2 separate regions of the Homo sapiens genome follow, and region 1 is linked to region 2. A link is a loop called in an ENCODE intact Hi-C map of the cell type or tissue named here. Cell type or tissue: B cell. All regions are shown on one strand. Links, peaks and the distances in the headings refer to the core of each region. The heading gives the core; the rest is flanking DNA. Region 1 holds the start of RTF1 (RTF1 homolog, Paf1/RNA polymerase II complex component). Region 2 holds the start of INO80 (INO80 complex ATPase subunit).

Evidence for each region. Peaks named below come from ENCODE experiments on the same cell type or tissue, not always from the same donor. Only the 100,000 strongest peaks of a DNase experiment are listed, where the experiment ranks them.
Region 1: a loop joins it to region 2, with 29 times the contacts of the local background. A loop is called at or near these places in 12 of 110 quality-filtered maps.

What each region holds. Positions count from the first base shown.
Region 1 is chr15:41,413,523-41,421,851 of GRCh38, reverse strand. RTF1 (RTF1 homolog, Paf1/RNA polymerase II complex component) reads right to left here and starts at 4,757. Exons shown (of 18, transcript NM_015138.5): 1 at 4,539-4,757. The coding sequence starts at 4,736. RefSeq lists a silencer at 4,278-4,867 and an enhancer at 4,928-5,027. In B cell, for the core only: no CTCF peak of the experiment used is centred there; a DNase peak (open chromatin) is centred at 4,761; H3K4me3 peaks cover 2,113 bases; H3K27ac peaks cover 1,909 bases.
Region 2 is chr15:41,112,684-41,121,012 of GRCh38, reverse strand. It overlaps INO80 (INO80 complex ATPase subunit), which reads left to right and starts at 4,733. Exons shown (of 36, transcript NM_017553.3): 1 at 4,733-5,040. RefSeq lists enhancers at 2,750-3,529, 4,246-4,345, 4,311-5,090, 5,156-5,235, 5,286-5,335 and 2 more and a silencer at 4,786-5,055. In B cell, for the core only: no CTCF peak of the experiment used is centred there; DNase peaks (open chromatin) are centred at 4,502 and 5,352; H3K4me3 peaks cover 2,526 bases; H3K27ac peaks cover 2,688 bases.

The DNA.
Region 1 (8,329 bases), core at 84-8,083, 300 kb before region 2:
GTAGTCCCAGCTACTTGAGAGGCTGAGGGGGAAGGATCACTGAGCTAGGGAGGTCAACGCTACAGCCGTGAGCTGTAATTGTGCCACTGCACTCCAGCCTGGGTGACAGGAGTGAAACCCTGCCTAAAAAAAAAAAAAAAAAGAACCAGTAGTTTTGCCATCTTAAAACCTCCCTGTCAAGTTCTTTTAGTTATACAAGTGCCTTTTTTTTTTTTTTCTTTGGGACAGGGTCTCACTCTGTTACCTGGGCTGAAGAGAAACGGTGGGACCACAAGTAACTGCAACTTCAACCTCCCAGGCTCAAGCAATCCTCCCACCCCAGACTCCCAAGTAGCTGAGACTAGAGGCACGCCACCATGCCCAGCTAATTTTTAAATTCTTTTTTTTTTTTTTTTAATACAGAGTTTCACTCTTGTTTCCCAGGCTGGAGTGCAATGGCACGATCTCGGCTCACCACAGCCTCCACCTCCTGGGTTCAAGTGATTCTCCTGCCTCAGCCTTCTGAGTAACTGGGATTACAGGCAAGCACCACCATGCCTGGCTAATTTTGTATTTTTAGTAGAGACGAGGTTTCTCCATGTTGGTCAGGCTGGTCTCAAACTCCCAACCTCAGGTGATCCGCCCACCTCGGCCTCCCAAAGTGCTGGGATTACAGGTATGAGCCACTGCACCTGGCCAATTTTTAAAGTCTTTGTACAGATGAGGTCTCACTTTGTTGCCTACGCTGATCTCAAACACCTGGGCTCAAGTGTTCCTCCCACTTTGGCCTCCCAAAGTGCTGAGATTACAGGGCATGAGCCACCATGCCCAGCCTATACATGTACGCTTAATTTGGAAGTACTATGGCAGACACAGGAAGCTATTTCTCTTCTAAATACTTATAGTGTGTTACTAAAAAGATTAACCTGCATATAGGCAGTGATCTTAATCACTAACATAAATCATAATTACTTGAGCTATACCTGTTACAAATGCAGAGTCCAGACCTCTATCCCCTGAGAGTCTGATTCAGTAGGTCTAGGATGGGAACTGCTGCACCCTCTAAGTCCCAACCTACATTTTAAATAAGCAACCCAGGTGGCTTCTGACACAGAGGTCTGCCCCTACCACCAGGAAAAACCAGCCTAGAAGGCCCATATATCTCACCTTCAGTAAGGAATAAATTGGAGGTAAAATTTTTGACATAATGGCTCAGATTCCCATCTGAAAAACCCAGGGACAAAAGGCCTCCTTACGAACTGCATTCCAATCCACACTAGATACTCAGTGATCTGTCATGGTTTGTTCCTTCCACAAGTACCATACGCTAGACAGCAAGTCTAATGTTATACCCCCAGTGAAGACTCAGAACCAGATGGAGCAGCACAAGGTATTTGGGGCAGGAAAGATCCAGAATGCATTAGGATTCCTAAAGACCCCCAAGCAGCACTGACAGTGAACTTGTGCTAAAGGTCTTTCGTGAAAATGTCTAGAGGGCAGAGATCTTCCTCTTTGATTATTCTGAGAGTCTGGCATAGTGCTGAACAGACAAACTGAAGGCATCAATACCCCTGTTAGGATGTGCAGGGAAAGGGAATTTTGATCTAGTTCCCATCTGATAACAAGAATGCAAATAAGAAGCTGAAGGGGAGGAAGTTAAATTTGTTGTTAAAATGTATTAGGTATTACACATTTTATGTTAATTTCCTTTTACAAATAGATATTTAGAATTGGATTTAAAATTGCAATTCCGGCCAAGCACGGTGGCTCATGCCTGTAATCCCAGCACTTTGGGAGGCCGAGGTGGGCATATCACTTGAGGTCAGGAGTTCGAAACCAGCCTGGCCAACATGGAGAAACCCTGTCTCCACTAAAAATACAAAAAATTAGCCAGGTGTGGTGACAGGCACCTGTAGTCCCAGCTACACGGGAGGCTGAAGCAGGAGAATCGCTTGAACCCAGTGGGCGGAGGTTGCAGTGAGTTGAGATTGTGCCACTGAACTCCAGCCCAGGCAACAGAACAAGACTCCGTCTCAAAAATAAATAAATAAATAAAGTGGCAATTCTCTGCAGTTCCCACTTTGAAAAAGCTTTTTGTGGATCAGGTGAAATATCTCTACCACGAAAAGAAGCACTCAACTTATTTTATTCATCAGAATTCTGTGGGAAACTACTAAGGACAATAATTTGCAGTTCAGTTCATTCATCACTTGAACAGATGTCTTGAGAGTGCTTTACCAAGAAATCCCCCCAAATAATCCTTTTAATGTATGTACCAATTTCCTCTAAACTATCCAGTGTACTTTATAAACACGAACTCTAGCACCATGAAAAATGACTGTGAAACATTATCATTTTGCAGTATGAAAAAAATTTAAAACTAACAGATTGAGTTGGTATAGTGGAAACAGTATAGGCTTTGTACTCATGCAGATCTGGGTTCAAATCCCAATGCTACCACTTACTAGTTGTGAGTTATTTAACTTTTTCAACCTCCATTTTCTTTATGTAAAGTAGAGGAAATAATTCCAAATTTACCATAATGTGAAAACTTGAAAATCTAAACAAAACAATTAAAGTGCCTACTCTAGGCACTATATAAATGGTAGCCAATGTTGTTATTGTCTGAAACATTCACATTTGTAGATGAAAAGACAGAAAAAAATAGATTCTACTCCTTCTAATTGCCAGTCTAAAATTATCTACCAATCAAACTTTTACAGTCGAAATTATACTTTTGATATTTTTGTAAACTTCAGGAGCCTTTCAATGAGAACATTTTCAATTCCTACCCCAAAACAAAGTTTCTATTCCTTAGATAGTCTTACACAGGCCCCATTACTTCTCCATCTCCCTACCACCATTTTCAAAGCAGTCTTCTTTCTACAGCACCTCCTCAATCCTTTTCTTCTTAAAAGTCCTCCCCTTGGCGGAGCTTGCAGTGAAGCCAAGATCGCACCACTGCACTCCAGCCTGGGCGACAGTGCGAGACTCCGTCTCAAAAAAAAATAAATAAATAAATAAAAAGTCCTCCCCTTTTATGCCTTAATACTTTCTTTTTCTTTCTTTTCTTTTTTTTTTTTTTTTTGTGATGGAGTTTCGCTCTTGTTGCCCAGGCTCACTGCAACCTCCGCCTCCCGGGTTCAAGAATTCTCCTGCCTCAGCCTCCCGAGTAGCTGGGATTACAGGCATGTGCCACCACGCCCCGCTAATTTTGTATTTTTAGTAGAGATGGGGTTTCTCCATGTTGGTCAGGCTGGTCTCGAACTCCCGACCTCAGATGAGCCTTGGCCTCCCAAAGTGCTGGGACTACAGGCGTGAGCCACCGCGCCCAGCCCCTAATACTTTCAAACTGAGACCTCTGGCTTCATATAAAAGACCCCCAAGAAGCCATTCATAGAAAAACTTTACAATTAGCAAATGCTTGCACTGCCATCAATTTTTACAAACACTTGATCTTTACAATAAACCAATTAGATACACAAGGCTGATGTTACATTTTCATTTTACATTTAAGACCAAAGATATATAGCTAGAAAATAGCATAAGCCCAGCCTAGAATTCAAATTTTCAGACTCCAAGTTCAATACTCTTTCTACTCAAAAGCTACTATCTCTTGCATATTCTTTCTTTACATCATTTGCTCATTAAACAGAAAGGAGACCATCTTTGTATCGCCTGGTATCACTAGAGCACTGCTACAAAGAGCAGATTCCTCCCTACAATGTTTTCTAGAGTATATAAACAGTTCAACCCCAAGACACTGAGGCCAAAAGTTACTTTCAGTGCTTCCTGCAGTCTTCAAGTAAGAAAGAATTCTGGGATGCTGCGTGAAAGGGCCAAGAGGAGGCCTGGGCTATGCACAGTCCCTCCATGTCGCCCTACATAGTTCTCTATTTCTTCCAGTATCTGCCCTCTTTCCTCCACCCAAGAGTGTTTTTTTGGGTCTGACACCTCAACAAGGGCCCTTCTCAAACACAAACGACCCTAGTCGCCAAATAAACTCGTGCCCACAGCTAAGTCATCCTTGGCAAGCATGGCAGAGGCTCCTAGGAACATTTACGAGTGTCCTTCCTCTGTCCACATCCCTTGTCCGAAAAACTTCCATCTTCCAGAGTCCGGATCTTCTTGGCCCTCGCCCCCAACTGCTCGACGCGCACCCTTGCACCTCCTCCAAAACCTCCCAGCCTCCCAGGTTGGCGGGCGATACTTCCTATCTCTCCCAGCCCGGATCTCCTGGACTACAGCCCGCCGCCCCGATCTGGCCCCGGAAGATCGCGGCCCCTTTCGCTACCCCCGAGCCCGAGGCCCAACGGCCCGGTCCCTGCCCCGCCTCCCCGCCCAAGGCGCCAAGTCCTCGGGGCTCCGTCTCCAGGCCCGGGCCGGTCTCCAAGGCCCCGCACACTCCAGGAAGACGGGAAAGGGGCTGTAGTGGTGCCCAGGGCACGGGGCGAGCTGGGCGCTCTGGTAGGAAGGCTCCAGGCCCGGCCGTCTCCGGCTCCCGCGGCCCCGACAGCCCTCTGGCTCCGCCGGCCCGCGCCTCCGCGGCCTGCCCTCACCTGATCCAGGTTCTCGTCGCTGCCGCTGTCCTCTGTGTCCGAGTCGATCACGACGCGGCCTTTCCGCTTCTTTACCATGGTGGTCCCCCGGCTCCCACGCCGGCCGCCGCCCGGACTCCCCTCTTGCCCGCCTGCCAGTGGGACCGCCACTGCCGCCGCCGCCGCCGCTGCTCGACCCACACAAAGGCGACCGCGCATGCGCGCTCCGCTCCGCCCCCCTGGCCCCGCCCCCTGCTCGCCGCACGCCGTTCGCAGGTCGCCGGGTGCCCCGCCCTGCCCCGCCCCCGACGCAGCGTGAGAGGCGGGGCCTTCCCCCGTCGCTGGTTCCCGGCAGAGAGTGGTGGTGGCTTTACCCGCGACTGCCCTGGAGTCCTTGGCTGTATCTCTGCTGCGGAGCCGAAGTTTGGTGGGCTCTCTTCCTATCGGGGGCTGGAGCCGCAAGGATCCAGGTTCTCTCTGAGGGGGCTCACGTGTCTACCTACTTTCAAGCTGTCCAACACTGATGGCGTGTACTTAAGGGGCCGACGGCCTGGAAGACATAAGTCGCCTGGACCACGCGGTGGACACCGGTTGGGGGCTGGAGACTGCCGACCCGGGCTGTGCGAATGACAGCTGAGCTGGGACCTGGAGAATGCATCTGAATTACCCAAAAGGAGAGTAGAGTGTTGCATGCAGAGAACAGCGTAGGCAAAATGGCCCGGCGATAATAAAGTTAGGTTCGGAGAACTGAAGTTAGTTATGGCCAGAGCAGAGATTGTGGGTGGGGATAGGCGACAGACCAGGCTGGAGAAGGACACGGCGACTGCCTCACTCAGATCCTAATAAGTAAGCTGAATTAGGGAGTTTGAACTTGAGTATTGAAAGATTTTAAACTGAAGAACCACATGATTTGATTTGTGTGTGGTTTTGTGTTTTAGTAGAGACGGGGCCTCCCTATATTGCCCAGGCTGGTCTCGAACCCCTGGGCCCAAGGGATCCTCCTGCCTTGGCCTCCCAAAGTGCTGGGATTACAGGCGTGAGCTACCGTGCCCAGCCTGATTTGTGGTGGTGTTTTTTTGTTTGTTTGTTTGTTTGTTCGTTTGTTTTGGAGACGGAGTCGCTCTTGTTGCCCGGCCTGGAGTGCAGTGGCAGCTCACTGCAACTCCGCTTCCCAGGTTCAAGCGATTCTCCTGCCTCAGCCTCCTGAGTAGCTGGGATTACAGGCTCCTGCCACCACGCCCGGCTAATTTTTTTTTTTTTTTTTTTTTTGAGACGGAGTTTCGTTCTTGTCGCCCAGGCTGGAGTGCAATGGCGCGATCTTGGCTCACTGCAACTTCTGCCGCCTGGGTTCAAGCGATTCTCCAGCCTCAACCTCCGGAATAGATGGCATTACAGACGCCCTTCACCACGCCCTGCTAATTTTTGTATTTTCAGTAGAGATGGGGTTTCAGCATGTTGGCCAGGCTGGTCTCAAACTCCTGGCCTCCGGTGATCCGCCCGCCTCAGCCTCCCAAAGTGCTGGGATTATAGGCATGAGCCACTGCACCCAGGCCTGATTTGTGTTTTTCAAAGATTACTCTGACCGCAGTATGGCGAATGGACTAAGGGCAGGGAGATCGCTTGGATTGTTGTTGTCTTCTTGGCAAGAGATGATGGTGTCCTGACCTAAGGACGAAGCTGTGGGAATGGAAAGAAGTGGATGGACTCTGGATAATTTGGAACGTAGAATCCCCAGGATTTGGGATAGGGGTAAGGGAAGGAGTGCTCCCAGATACCTATTGATGTTCAGATTCTAGCTTAGGAAGCTAGTGGCAGGTGAGCCCTTCATCAAAAAAATGAAATACAAGAGGAGAGAAGAAGGTTTTGGGAACTGGTGTGTATAGGAAATAAGTTTTTATACTTAAGTTTGAGGTCAGCTGATAAAAAGGTCAGCTCCAGAAGTTATTTCCTTTAGTGATTAGGAATATAAAGTAGGGGCCGGGCGTGGTGGCTCACACATGTAATCCCAGCACTTTGGGAAGCTGAAGAGGGCCGATCACCTGAGGGCAGGAGTTCAAGACCTGCCTGGCCAACATGGCAAAACCCCATCTCTACTAAAAATACAAAAATTAGGCCGGGCACAGTGGCTCACGCCTGTAATCCCAACTTTGGGAGGCTGAGGCAGGGGGATCACAAGGTCAGGAAATCGAGACCAGCCTGACCAACATGGTAAAACCCTGTCTCTACTAAAAATACAAAAATTAGCCGGGCATAGTGGCGTGTTCCTGTAATCCCAGCTACTTGGGAGGCTGAGGCAGGAGAATCACTTGAACCTGAAGGCGGAGGCTGCAGTGAGACGAAATCGTACCACTGCACTCCAGCCTGGCAACAGACGTGACTCTTTCTCAAAAATAATAATAATAATAATAATAATAATCTGGACCGGGTGCAGTGGCTCTTTCCTGTAACCCCAGCACTTTGGGAGGCTGAGGCAGGTGGATCACGAGGTCAGGAGCTCAAGACCAACTTGGCCAAGACAGTGAAACCCCGTTTCTACTAAAAATACAAAAATTAGTCAGACGTGGTGGTGGGCGCATGTATTCCCAGCTACTTGGGAGGCTGAGGCAGAGAATTGCTTGAACCTGGGAGGTGGAGGTTGCAGTGAGCTGAGATCGCGCCACTGCACTCCAGCCTGGGCAACAATAGCGAGCCTGTTCTCAAAAAAAAAAAAAGGAAAAAAGAAAATAATCGCACCACTGCACTTCAGCCTGGGTGACAAAGTGAGACCCTGTCTCAAAAAAATAAATAAATAAAACAACCTAAATAAAGTCCAACTACCTCTTTACCCTAGAAGAGTTTTCCTAAGATACAGCTCATAGACTTTTCTCCCCCGACATATCCTTGGAACCATGGCCAAGGTGACCCCGAATCACCAGCCCAGCTTCCGTATGTCTAGCCACCCTGAAGCCTGTGGTGCCCTTCTGGAGGACCCTCTTTAAATGTGTTAATACACAGTACTGCTAAAAAGGAAGCCATGACATGGTCAGTGGCCCTTGACTGGAATTAATAAAAGTATGTTCTTTGAGTGAAATCTGTAGATTTTGATCTTTCTGCAAGGGGTCTTCTAATGATTCACGTACTGAAGTTAGTCCGTATTGAGTCTAATCAATGTCTAAATTTAGTGAATAAACGTTGCTTTAAACTCCCTCTTGAGTCAGCTTCCCAGAGAACCCAACCAGTCAAAGTTTCCAATTAGTAAAATGAGGATAATGATAGTGTCTGTCTCTTTGGGTTCTTATAAGGTTTAAGTTTACAAAGCAGGCATGGAGGCACAGGTCTATGGTCCCAGTTACTTGGGAGGCTAAGGTAGGAGGATCGGTTGAGCCCAGGAGGTGGAATCCATCCTTGGCAACTTAGAGAAACCACGTCTCAAAAAAAATAGTAAGTTAGGCCAAGCCGAGTGTGGTGGCTCACGCCTGTAATCCCAGCACTTTGGGAGGCCGAGGCAGGCGGATTACCTGAGGTCAGGAGTTCAAGACCAGCCTGGCCGACATGGTGAAATCCCATCTCTACTAAAAATACAAAAAAAAAAAAATTAGCTGTGCATTGTGGCAGGCGCATGTAATCCCAGCTACCTGGGAGGCTGAGGCAGGAGAATCACTTGAACCCAGGAGGCGGAGTTGGAGTGAGCTGAGATCGCGCCATTGCACTCCAGCCTGGGCAACAAGAGTGAAATTCCATCTCAAAATTTAAAAAAATAATGATAATAATAAGTTAGGCCAGGCGGGGTGGCTCATGCCTGTAATCCTAGCACTTTGGGAGACCAAGGAGGG
Region 2 (8,329 bases), core at 113-8,112:
GAGCAGCTGGGATTACAGGTGCCAGCCATCGCGCCCAGCTAATTTTTGTATTTTTAGTAGAGATGGGGTTTCACCATCTTGGCTAGGCTGGTCTTGAACTCCTGACCTCAGGTGATCCACCCACCTCGGCCTCCCAAAGTGCTGGAATTACTGACAGGTGTGAGCCACCACGCCTGGCCCTGGCCCTTTTTTTTTTTTTTTGAGACCCTCATTGTTAATATTCACTGTATGCTTGAAAAATGATTGAAATTCTCAGTTTAATAGTTTAAGCTTTTTCTTTCTTTCTTTCTTTTTTTTTTTTTTGAGACAGAGTCTTGCTCTGCCACCCAGGTTGGTGTGCACTGGTGCGATCTCAGCTCACTGCAACCTCCACCTCCTGGGTTCAAGTGATTCTCCTGCCTCAGCCTCCCGAGTATCTGGGATTACAGGCATGTGCCACCACGCCTGGCTCATTTTTTGTATTTTTAGTAGAGACGGGATTTCATCATGTTGGCCAGGCTGGTCTTGAACTCCTGATCTCAGGTGATCCACCGACCATGGCCACCCAAAGTGCTAGGATTATAAGCATGAGCCACCGTGCCTGGCCACAACAGTACAATTTCTTTCTTTCTTTTCTTTTTTTTTTTTTGACATGGAGTTTCACTCTTTATGCCCAGGCTGGAACGCAGTGGCACGATCTCAGCTCACTGCAACCTCTGCCTCCCGGGTTCAAGCGATTCTCCTGCCTCAGCCTCTCGAGTAGCTGGGATTACAGGCATGCGCCACCATGCCCAGCTAATTTTGTATTTTTAGTAGAGACAGGGTTTCTCCATGTTGGTCAGGCTGGTCTTGAACTCCCAACCTCAGGTGATCTGCCCACCTCGGCCTCCCAAAGTGCTAGGATTACAGGTGTGAGCCACTGCGCCTGGCCAATAGTACAATTTCTAAGACGAGGAAGTCAGCATTGATACAATACTACGAACTACATTAAAAAACTTATACAAGTGTCGTAAGTTTTTCCACTGATGTCCAGTTTCTGTTCCAGGTTCCCTCCTAGGACTCCACATTGCATTTACTTGTTATTTCTCCTTGGTGTGTAGGTCTGTAAGGGTCCTTGGGTCTTTCCTTGTCTTTCATGACCTTGATGGTTTTGAAGAGTATTGATCAATTATTTTGTGGTAAGTCCCTGAATTTGAAATAGTGTGGTGTTTTTTCATGAATGGAATGTGGTTATGAATTTTGGTAAGAATACCACAGAAATTATGTTGGGTCTTTCTCAATGCAAAATATCAAGGGGTTCAGGACGTAAACATGTCTTATTGTTTACCTTAATTGGTTGGTTAAGGTGGTTTCTGCTGAGTTTCACCACTATAAAGTTACTGTCTTTCCCTTTGTGCTAAAATGTATCTTGGGTGAGACACTTTGAATCTGTGCAAATTCTGTTTCATAGCAAATTTTTAACCACTAATTTAGCATTCCTTAGTGGATCTTGTCTGCAGCAGTGATTGCTGAAGTGTTTGTCTAATGGTGAGTTTTGTTATCCCTCATTCCTTCCACATTTACTAAAATCCTACTCTAAGAAAGCATTCTTTTCTTCTTTCTTCTCTTCTCATTTATTTATATTAGTATTTATATCAGATATTTACTTATATCGGCATGAATATTAAAATTAATATATATGGGTCATCTGTGGTTCATGATCCAATGCTATTATGATTTACTTTGTTGCCTTGGCCATTAGGAGTTCTTTCAGGTTGCCTTCTGTGGTTTCTGTTTTTTTTTTTTTGAAACAGAGTTTGCAGTTGTCACCCATGCTGGAAACTTTGCCATTTCTGCCTCAATCCTGCTACATAATTCCCATTCCTTCCCTTCTTCCATTCTCCTCATGTAAGAAATCAATCACATTAGTTCCTGGTTAAAACTTTTTAAAAAAATTTTGTTTGAGATGGAGTCTCGCTCTGTCGCCCAGGCTGGAGTTCAGTGGCGTGATCTCGGCTCACTGCAAGCTCTGCCTCCCAGGTTCACGCCATTCTCCTGCCTCAGCCTCCTGAGTAGCTGGGACTACAGGCGCCTGCCACCACGCCTGGCTAATTTTTTTGTATTTTTTTAGTAGAGACGGGGTTTCACCGCGATAGACAGGATGGTCTCGATCTCCTGACCTCGTGATCTGCCAGCCTCGGCCTCCCAAAGTGCTGGGATTACAGGCGTGTGTGACAAAATTGTGTAGCATTTGCATATCACCTACACATCCTCCCATATACTTTAAATCATCTCTAGATTACTTATAATACCCAATACAATGCAAATGTTATGCAAATAATTATAGTGTATTTTGAAATGAGTTATTATTTATTTTTTGAACATTTGGTAGAAATGGGGTCTTCTTTTGTTGCCCAAGCCAATCTGTAACTCCTGGCTTCAAGTGACACTTTGGCTCAGCCTCTCAAAGTGCTGGGGATTACAGGTGTATGCCACTGAGCCCAGCCTATTTTTTGAGTATTTTTGATTTGCTGTTGGTTGAATCCACGGATATTGAACCCGCAGATATAAGGGCCAATTATATATCATACTTTTGCCTTTAAGCATTTTTTTTTTTTAAAGACAGTCTTACTCTGTTGCCCAGGCTGGAGTGCAATGGCTAGATCTCCGCTCACGGCAACCTCCGCCTCCGGGGTTCAAGCGATTCCCCTGCCTCAGCCTCCTGAGTAGCTGGGGGGATTACAGGCGCGCGCCATCATGCCCAGCTAATTTTTGTATTTTTAGTAGAGACAGGGTTTCAAGGTTGGTCAGGCTGGTCTCAAACTCCTGACCTCGTGATCTGCCTGCCTAGGCCTCCCAAAGTACTGGGATTACAGGCGTGAGCCACCGTGCCTGGCCATGCATTCAAGCAAATTTAACTCTTGGTTTTTTTTCTTGAGGCAGAGTCTCGCTCTGTCCCAGGTTGGAGTACAGTGGCTCAGTCTCGGCTCACTGCAACCCCTGCCTCCCAGGTTCAAGAGATTCTCCTGCCTCAGACTCCCGAGTAGCTGGGATTACAGGTGCCCGCCACCACGCCCGGCTAATCTTTTTTTTTTTTTTTTTTTTTTTTTTTCAGTAGAGACGAGGTTTCACCATGTTGGCCAGGCTGGTCTCAAAATCCCGACCTCAAGTGATCCACCCGCCTCAGCCTCCCAAAGTGCCGGGATTACACGCGTGAGCTACCGCGCTTGGCTTGCAAATGTAACTTTTTTTTTTTCTTTTTGAGATGGATTTTTTTTTTTTTCTTTTTGATACGGAATTTCGCTCTTGCTGCCCAGGCTGGAGTGCAATGGTGCGATCTCGGTTCACTGTAACCTCCGCCTCCCAGGTTCAAGCGATTCTCCTGCCTCAGGCTCCCAAGTAGCTGGACTACAGGCACCCGCCACCACGCCCGGCTAATTTTTGTATTTTTAGTAGAGATGGGGTTTCACCATATTGGTCAGGCTGGTCTCGAGCTCCTGACCTCAGGTGATTCGACCACCTGACCTCCCAAAGTGCTGGGATTACAGGCGTGTGGCACTGCACCCTGACACAAATTTAACTTTTTAAAGGTCAGTTAACTCAGCACAAGAAGGCTACTTGATGACCTTAATAAAGTACTTTTTAGTTAAATGCTAAGGGCCAGGTTAAAATGGATTAAAGAATGAGACCCAAAGGAACTGAATTAACAGCATATTTAACTTTCAGTAAGTTCTAATTCTTATCTACACCTAGGCCTTACCCTAGGCAATTCTCACCACACATCCTGGTAGTTGGGTCGATTACATTTATTATGTTGTCTTTTTTGTAGAGACGGGGTCTCGCTATGTTGACCAGTCTAATGGACTGCTCTGAGACGTTTGGCCTGAGGTGATCCTTCCAGGCAGGAGGATCACTTCAGGCCAGGAGACTGGGAACCAGCCCAGTAGACTGGGCAACATAGCGAGACCCCAAGTTTAGTAAATGTGGGTGGCAGTGGACTCAAATTGTAGAATTGGCACAGGTAAAAGCAATTATTCGCTTTTCAGAGGCACACTGTGTGGATGTGAGAACAGGCTGGCATTTCCGATAACAGGTCTGCGTGTTCCCAAGTCCTTGTATCCCACAACCTTCACGTAGACATCTTATCTAACTATGCTGTCCTACCCAACCTATAGCGTTCTTGCTCCCAGAGTCTAAATGGGAGCCCCAAACTAATTACTGTATAGTAGTCGAACTACACACCAGGCACTTCCCCGACAATCTACAACCCCATCCAAAGGGGTCAGAAACTAGTAACAAAATACCAGCTGCGAGCCTCTCCTTCCCCTAAAGAGATCTTATCAACTTGGCTGCACCTTCCCACCTCTAGCCTGCGGGAACAAATATCCCAGGATCCCGGGCGGTTTCGATTGACGTTACTTCCGGGAAAAGTAACCTTGCATCGGCGGTTGCGGGCCTGGAAAGCTCTCGCGACATTTTCTCCTGCGAGATCTGCTTGCTCACTGTAGCGATGACATCCTCCTCCTCCTCCCCGCCGCCTTTCGGCAATCTTCGCCAGTCCCAGTCCCGACTAATCTGTACTCAGATGGCATGGATCAGGGTCTCCCCTCGAACCCCGGTTCGCACGGGGCGTCAGGTGGCAGCGGCGGGGTGCGAGCTGCGCGAGGCCGACGGCAGCGGCACTACGGGTGGCCACGGGCAGGCGACGAGCAGTGAGTGTGGGCGGGGTGGGGGTAAGCCACCCGTGTAGCGGCTCGATTGTTCTGGCCTGGCTATGGCGCCTCTCCTCCCCCCCGCCATGGCTCCCCGTGTCCCTGCTCCGCTCCTCTCAGTGAGTGAAAGTGGCCGCCGCCGCCGCCGGCCCAGCGCCCGCAGCCGCCTCAGCGCCGCCGCCATCTTGGGGTCCCAGGAGCCGCGGAGGGAGCGAGCTAGGAGCGTCCACGCCCAACGCAGTCACCGTCCCACGGCCTCAGAGAGCGAACCGCGGCTCCACCGTCGGCGGGGCGACCCCCCCCTCCGGACCCCGCCCGCACCCCGCCCCCCCTCCGCCGCCGTCGCGGCGGCGGGGCCAGGCGGCCCGAGGTGAGGCAACTAGACGTGGGCGGGCGAACGGAGTGGGGGTTGTGTAGGTCTTGTTGCGCCCCTCTCTGCGGGCGACAACTGGGCCGCGTCTTAAAGGGGCCGTCGCCCCCGGCCCTTGGATTTGTTGGGGTTAGTATGGAGGATGGGTGTGGACACTCCCCGCAGGGTTGGGACCTCAGGGACTAGGGCCTTGTCCTTCCCGTTTCATATCTCTGGAGACCCGGGGTCATGCGGTGACCTCAGCCACCTGAGGAAGCCCGTGGGGCGCCCACACGTGGGGAGTGTGTTAGACCAGGTGCACGTGGGACCCGGTGGGGCGGTGTCGGGCTAACACGTGTGTAGGTTTGGGGGTGGGCAGGGGCAGGGCGGAGGCTGGAAGGCCTTGAGTGGGAACCCCGTGAAGGTTGTGTATCTGTCATTTTAAACAAATGAGATCTAAGGGCTTGTTAGTGTGTCATTTTGTAAGGGGCAAGTTGAGATACGGTTGAATGGTGCACGCTGCTGGCTGGTGTTGGGTGGGGGCAGGCTGACACCTGCATAGACTTGGGAGTGTCTAGATGACACCTCTTCTGGTTTTTTAGGTTTTTACATAGCGACTAGGAAAGTGTCATCCTATTTTGACATTCCTTCTTGAGCTCGCTAATGGAAAGTACTACTTCCGTAATCTCCGAGGCTAGAAGCCCCCTACAGTTTAGGAATGACAGAACCTAGGCAGCCACTTACTATTCTAGTTAACAGCCAACTGTGCCTGGAATTCTTTGATTCACACACTGTCTCTAGTTTGATGTACTTGTTAGAAATGGGGGAAGGAATTTGGAGGTTGACCTGGCTAACGTCACAGGTTACTTTTCCAGTCAGTGACTTTCATTATTTCCTCCACAACAAAATTATTGTGGCTTTTCAGTGGCAACTTAAATTAAATAATAGCTTTATTGAAATATGATTCAAATACCAAAAAATTCCGCTTTCTAAAGCGTATAATTAAGTAATTTTCTGAAACTATATTTATTAAATTCTGTAGCCATCAACCACTATTTAATTCATCACCCTAAAAGAGAATCTCTAGAAGCCATTTAGCAGTCACTCCCCATTCCCCCTCCCTCCAGTCTTAGGTAACTATTAATATATTTTTTGCCTAAATTTACCTAAAAAAGAAACATATGTATCTTTCTTTGCCTAGTTTGTTTCACTTAACATGGTGTTTTCAAGGTTCATCCGTGTTGTAGCAGGTATCAGTACTTAATTCCTTTTTTTTTTTTTTTTTGAGACTGAGTCTCGCTCTGTCGTCCAGGCTGGAGTGCAGTGGCGGGGTCCCGACTCACTGCGACCTCCGCCTCCCAGGTTCAAGCACTTCTCGTGCCTCAGCCTCCCCAGTAGCTGGGATTACAGGCGGCTGCCACCACACCCGGCTAATTTTTGTATTTTTAGTAGAAACGGGGTTTCACCATGTTGGCTAGGCCGGTCTCGAACTCCTGACCTCAAGTGATCCGCCTGCCTTGGCCTCCCAGAGTGCTGGGATTATAGGCATGAGCCACCGCACATGGCCTCATTTGCTTTTAATGCCAAATAATATTCTGTTCTAGTTGCATTTTATGTTTGAAATTTCCAAGCTCCTCCTCCTATAAAACAATTTGAGATCATTATGTGTGGTAAAAGTTGCATACCTTCTAGACTTTAAAATGAATGTTTTTTTTTTTTTGTTTTTTGAGACGGAGTCTGGCTCTGTCGCCCAGGCTGGAGTATAGTGGCGTGATCTCGGCTCACTGCAGCTTCCGCCTCCCGGGTTCAAGCAATTCTCCTGCCTCAGCCTCCTGAGTAGCTGGTATTACAGGCGCCCGCCACCACACCCAGCTAATTTTTGTATTTTTAGTAGAGACGGGGTTTCACCATGTTGGTCAGGCTGGTCTCGAGCCCCTGACCTCGTGATCCACCTACCTTGGCCTCCCAAAGTGCTGAGATTACAGGCGTGAGCCACCGTGCCCGGCTGAATTTTGTTTTTAAGGGATTGAATTCCATCATTTTAGCTTACTGTGTTCTTTTCCTCTACGTTTTATTTCAGTAGAAACCAAATCAATTTTTGAAAGTCTGTAAATTGTGATAGGAAATAATTGTAGTGAGCACAAATGTGATTAGAAAAGTTTATGACTAATAAAAACATTTTGAGTACATCAAGGTGGAAATGTGATTAAGCCAAAGCAACAAATCGAGAGCTATTCTGCTGGGCATGGTGTCTCAAGCCTGTAGTCCCAGTTACTCAGGAGGCAAGAGGATCACTTGAGTCCCTAGTGAGCTATGATTGTGCCAGCGCACTCAAGCCTGGGTGGAGAGCGAGACCCTGTCTCTAAAAACAAAACAAAACTAATTATAAGCTGTGGTGTTAGAGGTTCACTTAATGAAAGTTTGTTGGCCGGGTGCGGTGGCTCACGCCTGTAATCCCTGCACTTTGGGAGACTGAGGCAGGTGGATCACCTGAGGTCAGGAGTTCGAAACCAGCCTGGCCAACATGGTTAAACTCTGACTCTACCAAAAATACAAAAAATTAGCTGGGCGTGGTGGCGCGCACCTGTAATCCCAGCTACTCAGGAGGCTGAGGCAGGAGAATCGCTTGAACCCGGGAGGCGGAGGTTGCAGTGAGCCGAGATTGAGCCACTGCACTCCAGTGGAGTGCAACAAGAGCAAAACTCTGTCTCAAAAAAACAAAACAAAACAAAACTGGCTAGGGGATTTTATATGCCAACATACAAATTCACATTAAATAGGTTAGGCTTGGTGGCTCACACCTGTAATCCCGGCACTTTGGGAGGCTGAGCAGGCGGATCGTTTGAGCTCAGGAGTTTGAAATCAGCATGGGCAACATGGCAAAACCCTGTCTCTACAGAAAATACAAAAATTAGCTAAGCATGGTGATGTGCACCTGTAGTCCCAGCTACTTGGGATGCTGAGGTGAGAGGATGGCTTGAGCCCAGGAGGCAGAGATTGCAGTGAGCCGAGATCGAGCCACTGCACTCCAGCCTGGGCGACAGAGCCCGAGCTGGCTCAACAACAACAACAACAAAATACACATGAAATATAAACGCTAGGATGCAGTGGATTTTAGAGTGGACAAAGTGGGTTGGGGTTAATAGGAGACTAAGTTTTTGTAGGAAAACAGTTGAAAAGTTTTTTTTTTTTTTTTTTTTTTTTTTTGAGATGGAGTCTTGCCCTGTCGCCAGGCTGGAATGCAGTGGCACGATCTAGGCTCACTGCACCCTCTGCCTCCCGGGTTCAAGAAATTCTCCTGCTTCATTCT